Linked DNA regions of Mus musculus: region 2 is linked to region 1. The links are chromatin loops, found by intact Hi-C in ENCODE. Cell type or tissue: heart. All regions are shown on one strand. Links, peaks and the distances in the headings refer to the core of each region. The heading gives the core; the rest is flanking DNA.

Region 1 (8,335 bases), core at 325-8,324:
GCTCCATTGTCTCCTCCTCCAGGAAGACTTCCTTATACAAATTCATCATAATAGCATTTGTTTGCTTTGAACTGCTTCTTACTCCCTGCTATGATTGGATAAGTGTCTCCCAAGGGTCTCTGTGTTGATGGCTTGATCTGCAAGGCTGATGGGAGATAGTGGGACCTTTAGCCTGTACTGAGGTCTTCAGATCTTTGAAAGGGGTTATAGGACCTCAAACAATGGTGTCTCTTTGGCTTCCTGGTCATGATATAAGCAGTTTAATACATACTGCCTGCCACTGTGGTCCAATATTTCCACTAGAATCCCAAAGCAATGAAGCCTATCCGTCACGGACTGGAACCTTCAAAACTATGAGACAAATCAAACATTTTTCTCTTTATAAATAAATTACCCCAAGCATTTTGTTATAGTGACACAAAGCTGAATAACATTTTACAATACAAAGAACACCACTCTGGGGAATGAGTAGGAACTATACTTTATTCATAACTACATCTGAAGTTTAAATTAGGGTCTGGAGAAGGGTAGAGACCAAGTGTCTCTGACATCAAGGGACTAAATGTTTCTGTGCATTGTCTGGGCCAATAGCTAACTGGCCCAGACAATGCACAGAACCCAAGAGCCCAAGCCCAAGCGTCTTAGGTGGCAGGACAAACAAAAGGATTCTGGAGCCTTCTGAGCCACTCCTCAAGTACCTGGCACCTCCAAAGACAACACAGAGATCTTCCTGGAGACACCGGGAATTGGATGGAGCTTCCTTCTTCTCCCACCTCCAGATCAACAAAAGCCCTGCACCCTGGTGAAAGCTTGTGAGACAGGACTGGCTGGCTAATCCTTCCCTCTTGTCCATCCCTGTTGCTGTGACCAATTCTTTTCTAAGTAAACTTGACTTCTGAGAATTTAAAAGGACAAACCATGCCTACTCTTCCCAGCCTCCTTTGCTGCTTTAGGACAGTCATGTGATTTAAGATCTGGCAAGCAGATGAACCCACACAGGATTTAGGTGTGGATATCAGCCGATAATGGAAAAGACAGATGTGAAACATACATTCCTCAAAAACCACAGAAAAGAAAGGGGATGGCGGGAAGCTGCTTGCTGAATTTATTGACTTTGTGATAGGAATCCACTCCTTCATAAGCATCCCTGGAGTGTGTTTCCAGTAGTCATTCTCAGAAAGCCAACATGTCCATATTGCAGATGTCTGGGGCATATCCACCAATATGTACCTTCTCCTGGGGAGACCTAAACAAAAGCCTACTCACCTCACATGGGAGAGCAATGACAGACCAAGGAAATCATTCTGCACAGGTCTAGCTAGCTCACCAGAGAGTTTACTAGTAACTTACAGGAGCAAGTGTGAGTTAGAGGCTCCTGCAGCCTAGGTGACAACTCATAGAAGTTGCAGCCTGAAGCTTTGCTCTGTACCACTTTCGGTTAGCTTCCCCTGCAGGACTCTCCCATTCCCCAACCACAGTTACTGCTTATTGAACTGTAGGGCTAAGCCCTTGGGTTGTAGCCTTCACCAGCTTACTGGCCTTGTAAGGCTCACTCCCTTCCTGAATCTGATGAGACTTCCTCCTCCCTCCAGGAGGGAGTGTTTCAATTAGGGGACTTAGCTAGACAGTGTCCACCTGGAAAAACATGAGCAACAGCCAGCAGCTATCCCATTAGTCTTTGCTGAAGGCTTTTCCCCTTTTCTCAAAACATCTCCTCCAGGCTGTTTCCTGTTCTTGATCCCCATCCCAGATGTGAATTGATGCATCTCCTCATCTACTAGCATGGGTTTTGCATTAAAAAAAAAAAAAAAAACAGGACCAAAGGTTCCACTCTCCTCTAATACTTCCTGGGGAGTCTTTGAGGAGTCAGTTGAACTGAATATATATGAACTTATTCTGAACTCAGAATTCAAGTCAGTCTCTGAGGAAAAAGGTCCATTTCCTACCAGACTGAGTGATCCATCAACTGACTATAGGCCCCTGGTAGGGATAAGCCCATCCCTCCACACTGGGTCCCACATTCTCCAGAGAGATGACTTGGACTCTCTATAGAGTGGATGCTCACAATCATCCATTGGATAGAGCATGAGTTCCCCAATGAAGGAGCTAGAGAAAGTACCCAAGGAGCTGAAGGGGTTTGAAGCCCCATAGGAGGAACATCAATTTGAACTAACCAGTACTCCCAGAGCTCCTTGGAACTAAACCACCAATCAAAGAAAACACATGGGGGAACTTGTGGCTAAAGCTGTATATGTAGCAGAGGATGGCCTAGTAGGTCATCAATGGAAGGAGAGGCCCTAGGTCCTGTGAAGGTTCCATGCCCCAGTATAGGGGAATGCCAGGATCAGGAATGGGAGTGGAAGGGTTGGGGAGCAGGGGTGGGGGGCGGGGCGGGGATAGGGGATTTTCAGAGGGGAAACTAGGAAAGGGGATAACATTTGAAATGTAAACAAAGAAAATATCTAATTAAAAAAAAAGATTTAGTATTAGTACAAACAGAGTCCAGGATGCCCTACTCCACCTTGTTCCAGCCACTATCCTTTCTCCTTCCACTTTGCCTGGCTAACTAACCTTCCTGGGTGCATCCATAGCCAGCTGCACTAACAGTACAGCTCTACCCCTCACGGATGAATCTGACCTCCTGCTTCGAACAGGATCAACATGAGAGGTAGCTTCGATCTTCTCCTCCACCACTGAGCCCATGGCAGTGAGTGAGTTTGGTTTCCTTATTTGCAAAAGGAAAGAAAAGTAAAATGACTTTGTTTTGATGATTAAGTACAATTGCATATTTGGATAGTGTCTTAGTCAGGGTTTCTATTCCTGCACAAACATCATGACCAAGAAGCAAGTTGGGGAGGAAAGGGTTTATTTGGCTTACACTTCCATGTTGCTGTTCATCACCAAAGGAAGTCAGGACTGGAACTCAAGCAGGTCAGAAAGCAGGGGCTGATGCAGAAGCCATGGAGGGATGTTCCTTACTGGCTTGCTTCTCCTGGCTTGCTCAGCCTGCTGTCTTATTGAACCCAAGACTACCAGCCCTGAGATGGTCCCACCCACAAGGGGCCTTTCCCCCTTGATAACTAATTGAGAAAATGCCTTACAGCTGGATCTTATGGAGGCATTTCCTCAACTGAAGCTCCTTTCTCTGTGATAACTCCAGCTGTGTCAAATTGACACAAAACTAGCCAGTACAGATCGCTTTTACTGAAAGCCCTAACATGTAATAGTTCGCTATAAGCTTTTATTATATATCCTGTCCATTCTCTATTCCATGCATTCCATCAGACTGCAGTGGATGGATAAGCTCCATATGTGCCTGCAAGCTAGAAACCCCACATGTCATGCAACCCACTCCTCCCTCTCTTAACAGCTGGTCCTCAGGCTGCCTCTGCCCAACCCCTCCCAGAATAGACACGGAATGCTGGCTGAGGGTGTCCCTCCAAATAAGTCCCTCACATGCAATGAGGACCGGTGGGACTTCTGGCATTTCCTCCTCTGTCTCTTTGGGTGAGGAACAGGAGAGGACCCTGGGCATCTGGCCATTTCATTTAGCATTTTATTCATCCCCTGGCTCTGGCTGCCAACAGCATCTGGTTGCTGTCACCGCATAGACGACGGTTGGGTCCCAGGCTCTTTGACCTCCCAAGGACTCCGAGCACTGACTGGACTTATCAGAATGCTGTGTTCTGAGCCAAAGAGTTCTGCCAAAAATGAAGAAGAAGCAGTCTGAACCCAGTGGGAAACCCAAATGTGGATGGGGAACTAGGCATAGGGGTTGGCTCCAGCCAAGCTCAGCTGCCCAGAAAATCCCTTGTCTGCCATGGCCTCCCCTTCCCAGGCTGGGTTGTGAAGAGTTAGGCAAGCACTGGAAAAGGGAGACTTGATGTGCCAACCTTCTTGACCACAGAGAAATCCTGTCTGCAAGACCACTTCTCTGTCATGATTCTCATTGTTATGAGTTGATAATTAACTAACAATCCTACCTCATTGTTTAATCTCCTCCAGGTGCGTAGAGCAATACTAGAATCTCCACCATTATGAAAAAGGGAAAAAAAATAAACAGTCAAAAGAAGCCACTGAACTCGGTACTTTCAAGTGCGTTTGCCTTTGAAAGTAACTGAAATCCAACCCTTTAGAGGCTGAGTGAGCTTCCCAGTGGCTCACTCTTCCGGAGCTGAGCCGAAATGCAAAGTCACTTTCCCATAACTGAGAATCCACCTTTCTATCTTTGTATATACTTCGTTGCATTTTTCTACCTTTGACTTTTCCAAATAAGCCTACAGGAAGCATCTGTAAGCAAGATTTCATGTATACATCAATTTCTTTTCTCTGGGCTGTGTACCTTGGGCTGGAACTAATGAATCATATGGAAACTTTATAGTCTGAGGACTTCCAGACCCTTTTACACTCCAAGCCGACATGTGTGAGGGTCCTCGTATCTCTAAACCTCATTGGCATTTTTATCTTCTGTGTATATTACAGCCTGCAAGGATGTGCAGCCAAGTGCCTCGGTGCACACTATCTTTAACACTGGCCTAGAGTAAGTGGTACAGAGCTTCTTCTTGGGTGCTTGTTAGCTGTCTGTATTGCTTTATAAGAGTTCTTTCTCTTTCTCCGATATGCTGTTAAGTTCCTTATGACAACTCCCATTCTGTATGTTAGTTACCACTAGTCATTCCTAAGCACAAATGTTTAATTTTTAAAGAAGCCAAATCTATCTACTCTTCAGTGTGAGCTCATGGTATCACGCCTAAGGAGGGTTTACCTAATCAGAGGTCATGAAGATATACTACTTTTTTTTTTTATCCGTCTCCTGGCCCTTTCTCATGGGTCTATTAATCATTTTGAAACAAGGTTTGTGGGTGGTGTGAGGAAGTCGTTCAACTTCACAGTGCTGCATGTGGATGGACACTTGGCCCTTATTGTTGTTGAACAGAATGTTTCTTCCCCGTGTTGAACTAAGGCGCAAACGAACTGACCAGACAAGACAGGGCTCTGCTCTGTGCTTTCATTGTCTTCTGCTGATCTGCACACACTCTTGATGACTGGGCAGGCTCCATGGCTTCTCTCCAGCTCGGTGTCTGCAAATTTTGGAATTCAGAAGCATAAGTTCCCCAACTCTATTCTTCTCCTTTTTTTTTTTCAGGATTGTTTCAGATGTAGTGGGTCCTTCGGTTTCTACCTCATTCTAGGATCCGTTCAGTTTCTTCAGAAACTAGTAATAGCAATGCCAGCGAGGTGTGTGGCTAATATGAAGCCCACTTGAAGGACCACCACTTGGCTGGGAATTTTAAGTCTCCAATCTATGAGCGTGAGAAGCCTGGCCACTTAGGTAGACTTTGGTTCACAGTGTTTTGTGGTTTGCACAATGTAATTTTTGTACTGTTTTTGGTAAATTTGTTTCTAGATAATTTCTTCTTTTTATTTGTTTCTAGATAATTTCTTCTTTTTATGCTGTACTATAAGCAAACTGTTTTTCTTAATTTTATTCTGTGAATATTCATTGATTGTTATAGAAATATATTTGATTTTTTAAATGTGATCTTGTACTGCACAATCAGGATGAATTCATTGACTAGGTCTCAGAGTTTTTAGCAGAAACCTTAGGATTTTATACAAATGACCACAGCATATGCAACTAGAATACTTTTAAAGATATACTTTTTATTTATGTATATGTATATCTGTCTGAATATGTGTATACAGGTACCTAGAGGGACCAGAAAAGACCATCAGATCCCCTGGAACTGGAATTTCAAATGGTTGTGAGCTGCCCAAAGTGGGTGCTGGAAACCAAACTTGGCTTTTCTGCCAAGGCTAGCAAATGCTTTTAACCACTGAGCCGTCTTGATAGCCCCATGGAGATGTTTTTACATCCTTCTTTGTGATAAAGTCTATACAACCTCCCTTCCTCCTTCCTTTTTCTTATTGTTTTTTTTTTTCCTTTTCCCTTTTCCTTCCTAATTGCATTAGCTGGAACCTCCAGGATAATATTGAATAAAATTACATAATAGCAAACACATTTGCCATTTTCTCTAGCAAGAACAAGTTTTACATTTTTCATTATTAACTGTGTGAGTAGCTATGCATTTCACAGAGAACAATTACCAGGCTGAGAATTGTCTGTTTGTAGTTTATTAAAGTTTTTTTTTTAATGGGTGATGGGTAGTGGTTGTGGTTATACACACCTATAATCCAGTGCTTGGGAGGCCGAGACAGAAGTATAGGAGATCAAAGCCATCCTCAGCTACTTGGCAAGTTCAAGGCTAGCCTGAGCTATAAGAACCTGTCTCAATGTAAATAAACAAAACCTCATCATAGATTTTTATCATTTGAGTTCTCTGTGCCTATTGAGATTATTAAGCGAATTTAATCCATCAAATGGGTACAGATATTAAAAACTGTTGTGTGGCGTTAAAGATCACCCCCATTGGGTGTAAAGAGTGGATGAAGCCCAAGTGAGTGGATGAGTGTTGTTGGCATGGGCCACAAGTGTCCCAGCACCAAGGCAGTGGCAAAGCCTTCCCCAAGTTCGGCTCTGAGAATCAACAAAGCCTTCCTCCAGGGTTCATGACAAACAGTAGAGCAACGTGTAGAGAAAATAGCAATGGCAGCTTGCTCCTCTCACATGTTTACAACCCAAGACCGCTTCTCTAGAAAGGCATCCTCTGAAAGCCAGCCATCCCCTCCCTCTGTGCTGTATCTGGGCTGCTGTGCTAAACAGCATGACTCCATCAGGGAGGACACAACCCTGTCAATTCTGTTTTTTCTATGTAGGTGTCTGTCCTGTCTTCATTTTCTTGAGATCCTTAGTTAGGGTTCTGGGGCTAAGCTGTGAATGGAGGCAATTGAAAGTCATATTTCAGAGGATGACTGTGGATAATCAAATTTGGTAGCAGGCATACAGTAGCTGTTGTCATGCATGAACCTCAATGAACGATGAACACCTGTCACTTTTGGGTTTTATGCTGACCCCAAGACATAGGTCAGGGTTTGAAGGGAGATAACAGTTTGGGAAACAGCTGCCCAAGCTTTTTGGAGCACTCCTGAGTGTCCTCAGCTTCAGAAACTTCAGAAGCTTCTAGACACAAAGCTTGGGTGAGCCTTGTGGATTCTGCTTCAAATCTGACCTCTTTTTGAGCCAAACTGCCTTTGCATCTCACAGCCTGCTTGTGAGAAACTAGAATATATATCAAATACATATCAAGAAGCCCCCTGGACAAGGGCTTGAGAAAGTCTGACTCATCTGTGCTTTTGCTGGGATTTAATGGACCCCCCCCCTAAGTATTGCTGCTTGCGAGTTCAGTACAGTCCCCTCCCCAACACACCCTGCCAAGCCACCTCATTGTCCATATTCAGTTCACCTGACACATTTCAAGGTAGCCTGTGATGTATCCCAGGTAAAGTGGTGCGCTTTCCCTCACTGAACAGTTGAAATGGTCACAACTACATATAATAACACAAAGTGGATGTTTAGTGCCATGAGGACTCAAAGTTTGCATCAGTTTGCTTAATGCTTTCTTCCCAGTACAACAGATGCAAAGATGATGTGAGATGGGTCTCTTTAAATGTCCTGGCTACAGGGTGGAAGGGCATTGCAGGGATGGAGGACAATGAAAACAGGCAGGAATGGAAGCTAATCTGGAGTCCAAAGGGAAGGGTATGGGTGTGCGCGGGTGAAGGAGCCTCTGGAAAGTGTTCAGGGGAGGCAGGGAAAGAGGCAGCAGAGGACGGGAATTACAGATGAGAGCTTTGGTGTGAGTGGCCCGGCTTCTCCCATGGCAGGAGACACACTGGGTTTTATGCCCATATGACTGAGAGGTCTATGCTTCTAGAGAGATGAAGAAGGGAGGGAGTAATTAAATGTGCAGCTTTGCTTCTCCAGAGGAAATAAACAGAAATGGATGCTCCCAACCATGGATGATTAAATGGAAGTAGAGATGAATTACAAATGCTCTCAGTATCAGCTCTAAAAGAGTTATTAAAGGGTAAGCAATCCCAGGCACCACTTAGACCTTTCCTGTTTCCGTCTAGCTGGGAAGCCATTGCCTGTTTAGCATGTGACGTGAGAGTATCACTCAGTAGAGAATGTGTTGACACCTGAGACCTAGGAATTTCTAACTAGAGCTATAGAATCCCAGAGATGCTCACTGACTATCCCAATATTTATATCAATGTAAAGTAAGTGTGTGTGTGTGTGTGTGTGTGTGTGTGTATGAAAACATCAGCCTCAGCACGATGTGAGATATGATGCCCTGGGCTATGGGGAGACCTTGGTAACTAAAGCATTATCTCCCTAAGAGATCTGCAATGTGTGTGCTCTTTATTGTGAGTG
Region 2 (8,335 bases), core at 23-8,022, 98 kb after region 1:
AGCCAGTGTGACCATAGTCCGGCCTAGTGTTCAAGTGTCAATAAGGAAGACTCAGGAGGATCTGCTCTAATGATAGAAATTGTTGAGCAAGACTTGAAGAGCTAGTTGGTTCTGCCCCAATTGGGACTTCAGAAGGTAGTGGATGCATTGAAGAACCTCATTGCACATAGTAGGTATGTGCTACCTGATTGCCCAACTCTGCAGGTTTTATTCCCCTTCAAATAATGCTCCTCCCTCTGTGTGAGAATAGGTGTGGGGATGTCCCTACATAATCTCCTCTCAGAGTAATTCCACAGGAAGAAATCAGAAACGTGCCCAGAGGTTCTGATAGAACACAGTGTAGGTAAGACAGATGCTGAAACATTTATTTTTCTTTGGTTGACTGACTGTATTTATAGAAAGGCCTTGTGGCTCCAAACTGAGAATTACCCAGTCAGCCTCTGGGCTAAGATTGTCTTCTTGGCTTTATTTACATCCACTAAATACCACAGAGGAATGCAAAGCCCCAAAGACCAGCTGAGTAAGGTCCCTTCTTTGGCAGTAGAGAATGCTTCTTTCAAGCCTTTCTGACCTTAATCTAAGAAGTGTGCTATTGGGGGGACCAAGGAGCCTGACTTGAAGTCTGGGAAGCCAGGACAGGGGACAAAAAGACTTCCTCCTACTGTGAGCAACTCATTTTTAAAAGCTGCTCACTGGGCCTCCGGGTTCCTCCGCAGGGTGAAGGCTTGGGTCAGAAATTTAATATCCAGCACAACATTAATTAGAGGAAATATTGTCTGAGCTCAGAGGCACTGGCCATGTTATTAAAATACAGAGTTGACACCGCCTCTCCCCCACTTGATGACAAACCTGCAGACTAGGGTGAGCCTCCCTGTTTTTCAGATCAAGATGCATGTGTGGTGTTAAATAGCAAGTCCACCATCACAGGACATAAGTCAGCAGACAACATTAACGAAGTCCTATGGGCTCCAATGTTTAAATGCTCACAAATTAGTTTTCTGTCACACTCTCTTTCTTATACATCCTTCATCTGATACACCCTGTCTCTGACTTTTCCTCTCTCTGACACCCTCACTCCCTGATGTCCTTTCTCCCAGATATATCATCTTCCTGTCACCCAATGTTTCCCCCCAACACAACTGTCCCAGTTACTTTTCTGTTGATGCGAAAAGTCACCATGACCATGGCAACATAGGAAAGAAAACATTTAGTTGGGGATTTCCTTACAGTTTCAGAGAGTCAGCCCATTACCATCATGGCTGGATTATCTGAGAGCTCATGAAAGAATCCTTCCTCTGGAAGTTAAGAGACCTGGATATGTTGTCAACTCTGTCTGTGCTGATGATCCTCAACCTCTCTCTCTCTCTCTCTCTCTCTCTCTCTCTGTGTGTGTGTGTGTGTGTGTGTGTGGTAGGTATACATGATCAATGAATACCAGAGAACCATCTTGTGTATCTTTCCTCATGTCTTACTTTTTTATTGCTGTAATAACCATAACCAAGACAACTTATAGAGGAAAGAGTTTATTTGGGGCTTACAGCTTCAGAAGGTTAGAGTGCTTGACATTCATGGCAAAGGCTATGGTGGCAGGCAGATACCCTTGATGCTAAAGCAGTGGCTGAGAGCATATGCCTTGAGACACAACCATGAAACAGAGGTGTGGAGGGTGAAGGGGGGAGGAGGGAGGGGAGGAGGAAAGGAGGGGGGAGGGAGGAAAGGAGAGAGAGAGAGAGAGAGAGAGAGAGAGAGAGAGAGAGACTGGGGACAGCATGAGCTTTTCCCAAAGACTGCCTGTAGTCACACACCTCTTCGCCATGTGTGTGATGCATCTGTATGTGCTTCATTCACAAATAATCAAAATCATCACTGTATTTGAAAAATATAAAAGTATTTGTGTTAAAGATTTTCTCAAATGAAAATTTTGAAATTGAAGCAAAGAACTGTAGCAATGTTTGATATGCTGGGGCTACCACAGCACAGTTGCTTGTACACACATGCACACACACACACAAATACACACATACTGGATAACCCTTACCTATGGTTCAAAGCAAACATCCATTCGTTCCAAGAATATGAAACACAAATTTGTCTTCTCCTTCCCTTAGCATTGCTCAGGAGACCAGAGGAATGGCCAAGTAGGGTGGCAGCAGGTTAGCAGATCAGGAGTTTGCCTGGTTGCCAAGTAGTTTTATGAACTCAGGAAAATACTGTCTCTGCTCTGATTTTCAGACTGAATCAGTATAAACCAGGAAGATCATTGAAAACTGAGTTGTACATGTTCTGCTTTCCATCCTTCAATGGTGTGGTGGTGGTGGTGGTGGTGGTGGTGGTGGTGGTGGTGGTGGTAGTGGTGGTGGTGGTGGTGGTGGTGTGTGTGTGTGTGTAGGTGTAGAGGTGCACTCACATGCATGCATGTGCAGAACAAAAGACCCAGAGACAATACCTAAAGTTAAACACAGGGATTCAAGAGAAGCAGGCAGCATGTTGCACCAGAATAAAACAAGGAGCCTCTAGTCTGGTCTGCTAGGGCTCAGGGGTAGAGCAAAATAATCTGGACTACAGCCTGTCTCCTGCTAGCTGTGTGGCCATAGGCAAGTCCCTGGAGGTTCTCAGAGGTTCTCAGGTCATTATGTAAAACAGAGACAACACAACTATATCTGCTCTCTGCATCTGGAAACCTTACTGCCTTACACCTCTGCTCTTAGGCCTGTGTGTCCCATAAGCCTGGGGTTTCAGCAATGAGTATCGCCCAGGGTGACAGAGACCAAAAAGACAAAGTTTATTGGTCAGTATGGTACAAAACAGATCACTCACACTAGTGCGACTGGAAATCACAACCACTGTCTGCAGCTAACTGGTTGCAGCAGCAACCAAGGCTGAACATGTGTGTTTTCATAGATGTGTGTAGCTGGATGCCTTGCCAGGAAATGTACTAGAATATTCTTAGCACCAGTGGCCCTGACCAAATGCCCATCCAAGGTAGAATAAATCAGTGAATTGTAGTGCCTCCCATCATGGAACAACCCTCGGCACTGAGAACGTAGCCTCTATAGCTGCAAGATCAGGTTCACCGACAGTCCTCACAGACATTCTGAACAGGACCCAACACAAGTTCTCTGTGACTCCATTCAAATATAGCACAGAAAAGAATTAAAAGCCAGCTTGTGCTGGTAGTGTTAGGAAAGAGTTTCTGGATGCGTGTGGTAGGGCATGTCTACCTTCTTCTTGTTGCTACTCTTGGCATGCTTAGTTTGTGAAAGCCATTAAACTGCGCTTGCACCTAAGGCAGCTTATTTTTAAGCAGAAACAATGTGAGCCAAGAGACAATGGAAGGACATCTTCAAAATACAGAAAGAAATTATCTGCCTCCTGGAATTCTACATAAGCCCTAAGAATATCTTCAAATAAGAGTGGAGCAAAAAAAAAAATGATTTTTATGACAATCAGAGCAGAAACATAAAATCGTGTCCTTTAAACAATAGGAAAATCAACATGGAAAGGCACATGGAAATGTCTGGAGGAAAGCACGAAAGAAAGGCTGGGTGCATGAAGTGATGACTATAAAGCTCTGTGGAACGTATACTATACATGGCAACAAAATACACACGGTAGGGCTGGGTTGCAACACTGCTGTAGAGCACTTGTCTAGCATAAGTGAGTGCTTAGATTTTATTCCCTATGTTTTAAAAATGCTGGGTCACGTTTTAAAAATTCTGGGTCACGAAGATGCCTCTCTTCCCTTCACATGTAGATGAGAAGCACGTGTATCCCTAAAACCTGGGCAGACAGGTCACAGAGTCCTAGACTAACTAAGTCCTATCACTGTATTACCTCTTGTGCAACGCAATAGGCCCTGCCTGCTTTCCAGACTCAGGCTGTCTGGGCAGGCTGCATCGATAGATATACTGCTCATCCTTGTGAGCAGACAGCAGGTCACAGACAGGGAACTTCTTCTCCATGATGACACAGCACCAGCGTCAGAGTGACTACAGAATTTGCTGCAGCCATTTCTTTAAAAAGATGTAATTAGGATGCGAGAGTGATGCCAATCTGATATGCTTGGTGTGGTAGACGCAGGCTACACTTACCTGTGATTCTGCAGTGTGTCTCTGCCTGTGGGGCTGGAATCATCAGGCTTAAGACATGACTCCACACATTAATTTGGCAGTGCTCTTATTCATTCATAGGAAAGGGAAGCCAAGGCCCACAGATATTCAGTAACTTCCCTCAGGTCACAAAGCCAGGATGGAGTGGGATGGAACCTAGACCAAACAGGCTGCTCTCGTCTCATCCCGAAGTCAATGCAAAGTATCACAAGGTCCAGATTCTCACTCTGCTTATAGCACTGTTCTGGAACGTTCTTTCCCATAGGCCATTTCTCCATCCAAGGGATGATGTGACCAAAATGGATGCCTTCTAAGTCTTGCCTGGCAATGAGTTGAGGTATGTTTCTATTTCTCTCCTGCTTCACAAGCTGGTACTTGTTGTCAAGGTGTTTTACACTCCCATACCCCAGGAAGACAGTAAGGTGTGGCTGAAGGAAGAGAGACTGGAAGGGAAGGGCATTTGTCTATTTGGATAAGAGGCAAGCAGGAAGGGATCGTCCCTGAAGAACTTCTAGAATGGCTCAGTGTTTAAGAACACTGGTCGCTTGTTCAAAGGATCTGGATTTGGTTTCTAACACCTACAGAAAGAAAGAAAGTCAAAATGGGCAAGGCTGAGTAATAGTCTAGTGAGGTCCAAGTGTTATAGTCACATAAATGCATAATCAGGCAAAATGTATTTCCCTGAACACACCAAGAATCCTATAACACATAACAAAACAAGGGTGCCTGCCTCCATGTGTCTTTCTACTTCAGGTTCTTTTCATGCACCATCTGATTCCATCAGGTCTTGTTGGACTTGCTTTAACAATACTCCTTATTAAAATGGTCCATAGGTTTATGGTCAAGAGAGTATAGTCCTGCCACATGCCCATGTGAGCTCAGCCCACCAACCAGAAACTTGTTCATCTGAACGTCACACACTGTTTGTCAGCCTGTGCCTAAATGGGGGTGAGGGCACAGTGGCCTCTGTTGTCTGCCTCTTCTCCCTGGTGCATCTGTCCATCACACAGAGTACCATCAGAACAGATGCACCTGTGCATGCTGTTACAGCCGCAGGTGGACTTCTTCCAGTGGGTTGCACCCCCTCTTCTGTGTACTCTGTGTGTCTGTGTGTGTGTGTGTGTGTGTGTATGTGTGCGTGCGTGCCTGCGTTCAAGCGTAGATGTGTGCTTAGCCTGACTACTTACCTTTTCTGCTGAGCTGTCAGCCTGAATGAAGAAAGAAAGAAAGAAGGAAAGAAAGAAAGAAAGAAAGAAAGAAAGAAAGAAAGAAAGAAAGAAAGAAAGAAAGAAAGAAAGAAAGAAAGACAGACAGACAAGGGTATATTCATTAAAAATGTTCCTCATTTGTGGCTAATTTGTTTGCTTGGGGCTTTGCAAGAGTTGTGATGAGGCCAGTGATTAGGGTAGGGCTACAGTCTCTTTGTAAGACTGGCCCCTGTCACAATCACTTTAGACTCCACATAGAGGGTATATACACACATACACACAGCCCTCTCCCCTTGTCCTCATGGAGGGCAGTTCAGGCGCACACTTAGCTACCAATTAAATCTAAATCCTGCATAGTTACCAAGTGCCTACATGAAGGCGTTCCTGTCTTCATCCTGCTGGTGTTGTCTGTGAGACTGGCATGTGTTAGAAGGTGGCTGTGCTCCGGGATGGTTCTAGGAGGTAAATTCAGAGCCCAGCTACTTACAAACTCCAGGACAGGACAGACACAAGCCAATGAAGAGAACGCAGAGCTCACACGTCCCAGGGAATGTGCAGGAAAGGGTCTTAGCTGAGGAATCTAGAAGGGGGGAGATCAATTGCAGGGTAATCTCAGGGGAAGTTCAGAAGTTCAGCAGGGGAAGGGGAGGGTGCAGACATGAGGGTGAGTTGGAGGTTATCTTGGAGCTGCAGGGCTGCGCTCCTGACCTTGCAGGAAAGGCTTTCCTCCTTTTGCTGATAAAACATCAAGTGACCCCTCAGTAATGGTTGCCTCAGGGTCCTTGAACCAGAATGTAGCTGAACCTGGTTTTAAACGTGTGAAGTTCCTGGCACAGGGAGAGTCCTAGGGTAATGGATGGGCCAGAGCTTCACCCTAAAGCGTCCTGCAAAAGGTTTTCAATTTATCCCTCAGGCTAAATTACAAAACCTGTAGTTCATTTAGGTTAGGGCACTTTGTGTGTGTGTGTGTGTGTGTGTGTGTGTGTGTGTGTGTGTGTGTGTGAATCACACTTTCTTTTTTTTCTTTTTCTTTTTTTAATGAGATATTGTCTTTATTTACATTTCAAATTTTATCCTTTCCTCATTTCCCATCTGAAACCCTCCCTATCCTATTCCCCCTCCTCCTGCTCACTAACTCACCCACCCCTGCTTCCCTGTCCTAGCATTCTTGGAGCATCAAGTCTTCACAAGACCAAGAGCCTCTCTTTTCATTGATGTCCCTCAAGGCCATCCTCTGCTACATATGCAGCTGGAGCCATGGATCCCTCCATGTGTATTTTTTTGGATGGTGGTTTAGTGCCTGAGAGTTCTGGGGTTACTGGTTAGTTCATATTGTTGTTCCTCCTAATGGGGCTGAAAATTTATTTAGCTCCTTGGGTCCTTTCTCTTACTCTTCCATTGGGGAGCTTGTGCTCAGTCCAATAGATGGCTGAGAGCATCCACTTCTGTATTTGTCAGGCACTGGCTGAGCCTCTTGGGAGACAGGTATATCAGGTTTCTGTCAGCAAGCTCTTGTTGGCATCCACAATAGTGTCTGGGTTTGGTAACTGTATACAGGATGGATCCCCAGATGTGACAGTCATTGGATGGCCTTTCCTTCAGTCTCTGCTCCACACTTTGTCTCTGTATCTCCTCCCATGGTTATTTTGATCCCCTTCTAAGAAGAACAGAAGTATTCACACTTTGTTCTTCCTTCTTCTTGAGCTTCTGAATTTTATCTTGGGTATTCTGAACTTCTGGGCTAATATCCACTTAACAGTGAGTGTATACCATGTCTGTTCTTTTGTGATTGGGTTACCTCACTCAGGATGATATTTTCTAGTTCCAAATATTTGACTAAGAATTTCATGAATTCATTATTTTTAATAGCTGAGTAGTATTCCAATGTATACATTACTACATTTTCTGTATCCATTTCTCTGTTGAGGGACATCTGGGTTCTTTCCAGCTTCTGGCTATTATATGGTTGCTATGAATATAGTGGAGCATGTGTCCTTATTACACACTGGGGCATCTTCTGGATATATACACAGGAGTGGTATAGCTGGGTCCTCAGGTAGTGCTATGTTTAATTTTCTGAGGAACCAGCAAACTGATTTTCAGAGTAGTTGTATCAGCTTGCAATATCACCAGCAATGAAGGGGTGTTCCTTTTTCTCCACATCCTCACCAGCATCTGCTGTCACCTGAGTTTTTAATCTTAGCCATTCTGACTAATGTGGGTGGAATCTCAAGGTTGTTTTGATTTGTATTCCCCTAATGACTAAGGATGTTGAACATTTCTTTAGTGCTTATCAGCCATTTGGTATTCCTCAGTTGAGAATTCTTTTTTTAGCTCTGTACCCCAGTTTTTAATAGGGTTATTTGGTTTTCTGGAGTCTAACTTCTTGAGTTCTTTGTATATATTGGATATTAGCCCTCTGTCAGATGTAGAGTTGGTAAAACTCTTTTCCTAATCTGTTAGTTGCCGATTTGTCCTATTGACAGTATCCTTTGCCTTACAGAAGCTTTGTAATTTTATGAGGTCCCATTTGTCCATTCTTAATCTTAGAGCTTAAGCTATTGGTGTTCTGTTCAGGAAATCTTCCCCTGTGCCCATGTGCTCCAGGCTCTCCCCCACTTTCTTTTCTCCTAGTTTCAGTGTGTCTGGTTTTATGTGGAGATCCTTGATTCACTTGAACTTGAACTTTGTACAAGGAGAGAAGAATAGATCAATTTGCATTCTTCTATATGCTAACAGAGAGTTGAACCAGCACCATTTGTTGAGAATGTTGTCTTTTTTTCCCCCCACTAGATGGTTTTAGCTCCTTTGGCAAAGATCAAGTGACATAGGTGTGTGGGTTCATTTCTGGGTCTTCATTATATTCCATTGATCTACCTACCTATTATTGTACCAATACCATTCAGTTTTGCTCTGTAGTACAGTTTGAGGTCAGGGATGGTGTTTCCCCCAGAAGTTCTTTTATTGTTGAGAATAGTTTTTCGCTATCCTGGGGTTTTTGTTGTTCCAGATGAATTT

Evidence for each region. Hi-C counts contacts between places; a loop is a spot of excess contacts. Peaks named below come from ENCODE experiments on the same cell type or tissue, not always from the same donor. Only the 100,000 strongest peaks of a DNase experiment are listed, where the experiment ranks them.
Region 2: a loop joins it to region 1, with 2.0 times the contacts of the local background. A loop is called at or near these places in 2 of 42 quality-filtered maps.

What each region holds. Positions count from the first base shown.
Region 1 is chr15:67,297,296-67,305,630 of GRCm38, reverse strand. All of the region lies in intron 5 of 1700012I11Rik (RIKEN cDNA 1700012I11 gene), which reads right to left. Among named protein-coding and RNA genes, the nearest start is that of 1700012I11Rik, 75 kb to the right of the region's middle. In heart, for the core only: no CTCF peak of the experiment used is centred there; a DNase peak (open chromatin) is centred at 3,630.
Region 2 is chr15:67,199,114-67,207,448 of GRCm38, reverse strand. No RefSeq gene overlaps it. Among named protein-coding and RNA genes, the nearest start is that of 1700012I11Rik, 23 kb to the left of the region's middle. In heart, for the core only: no CTCF peak of the experiment used is centred there; no DNase peak of the experiment used is centred there; H3K27ac peaks cover 1,378 bases.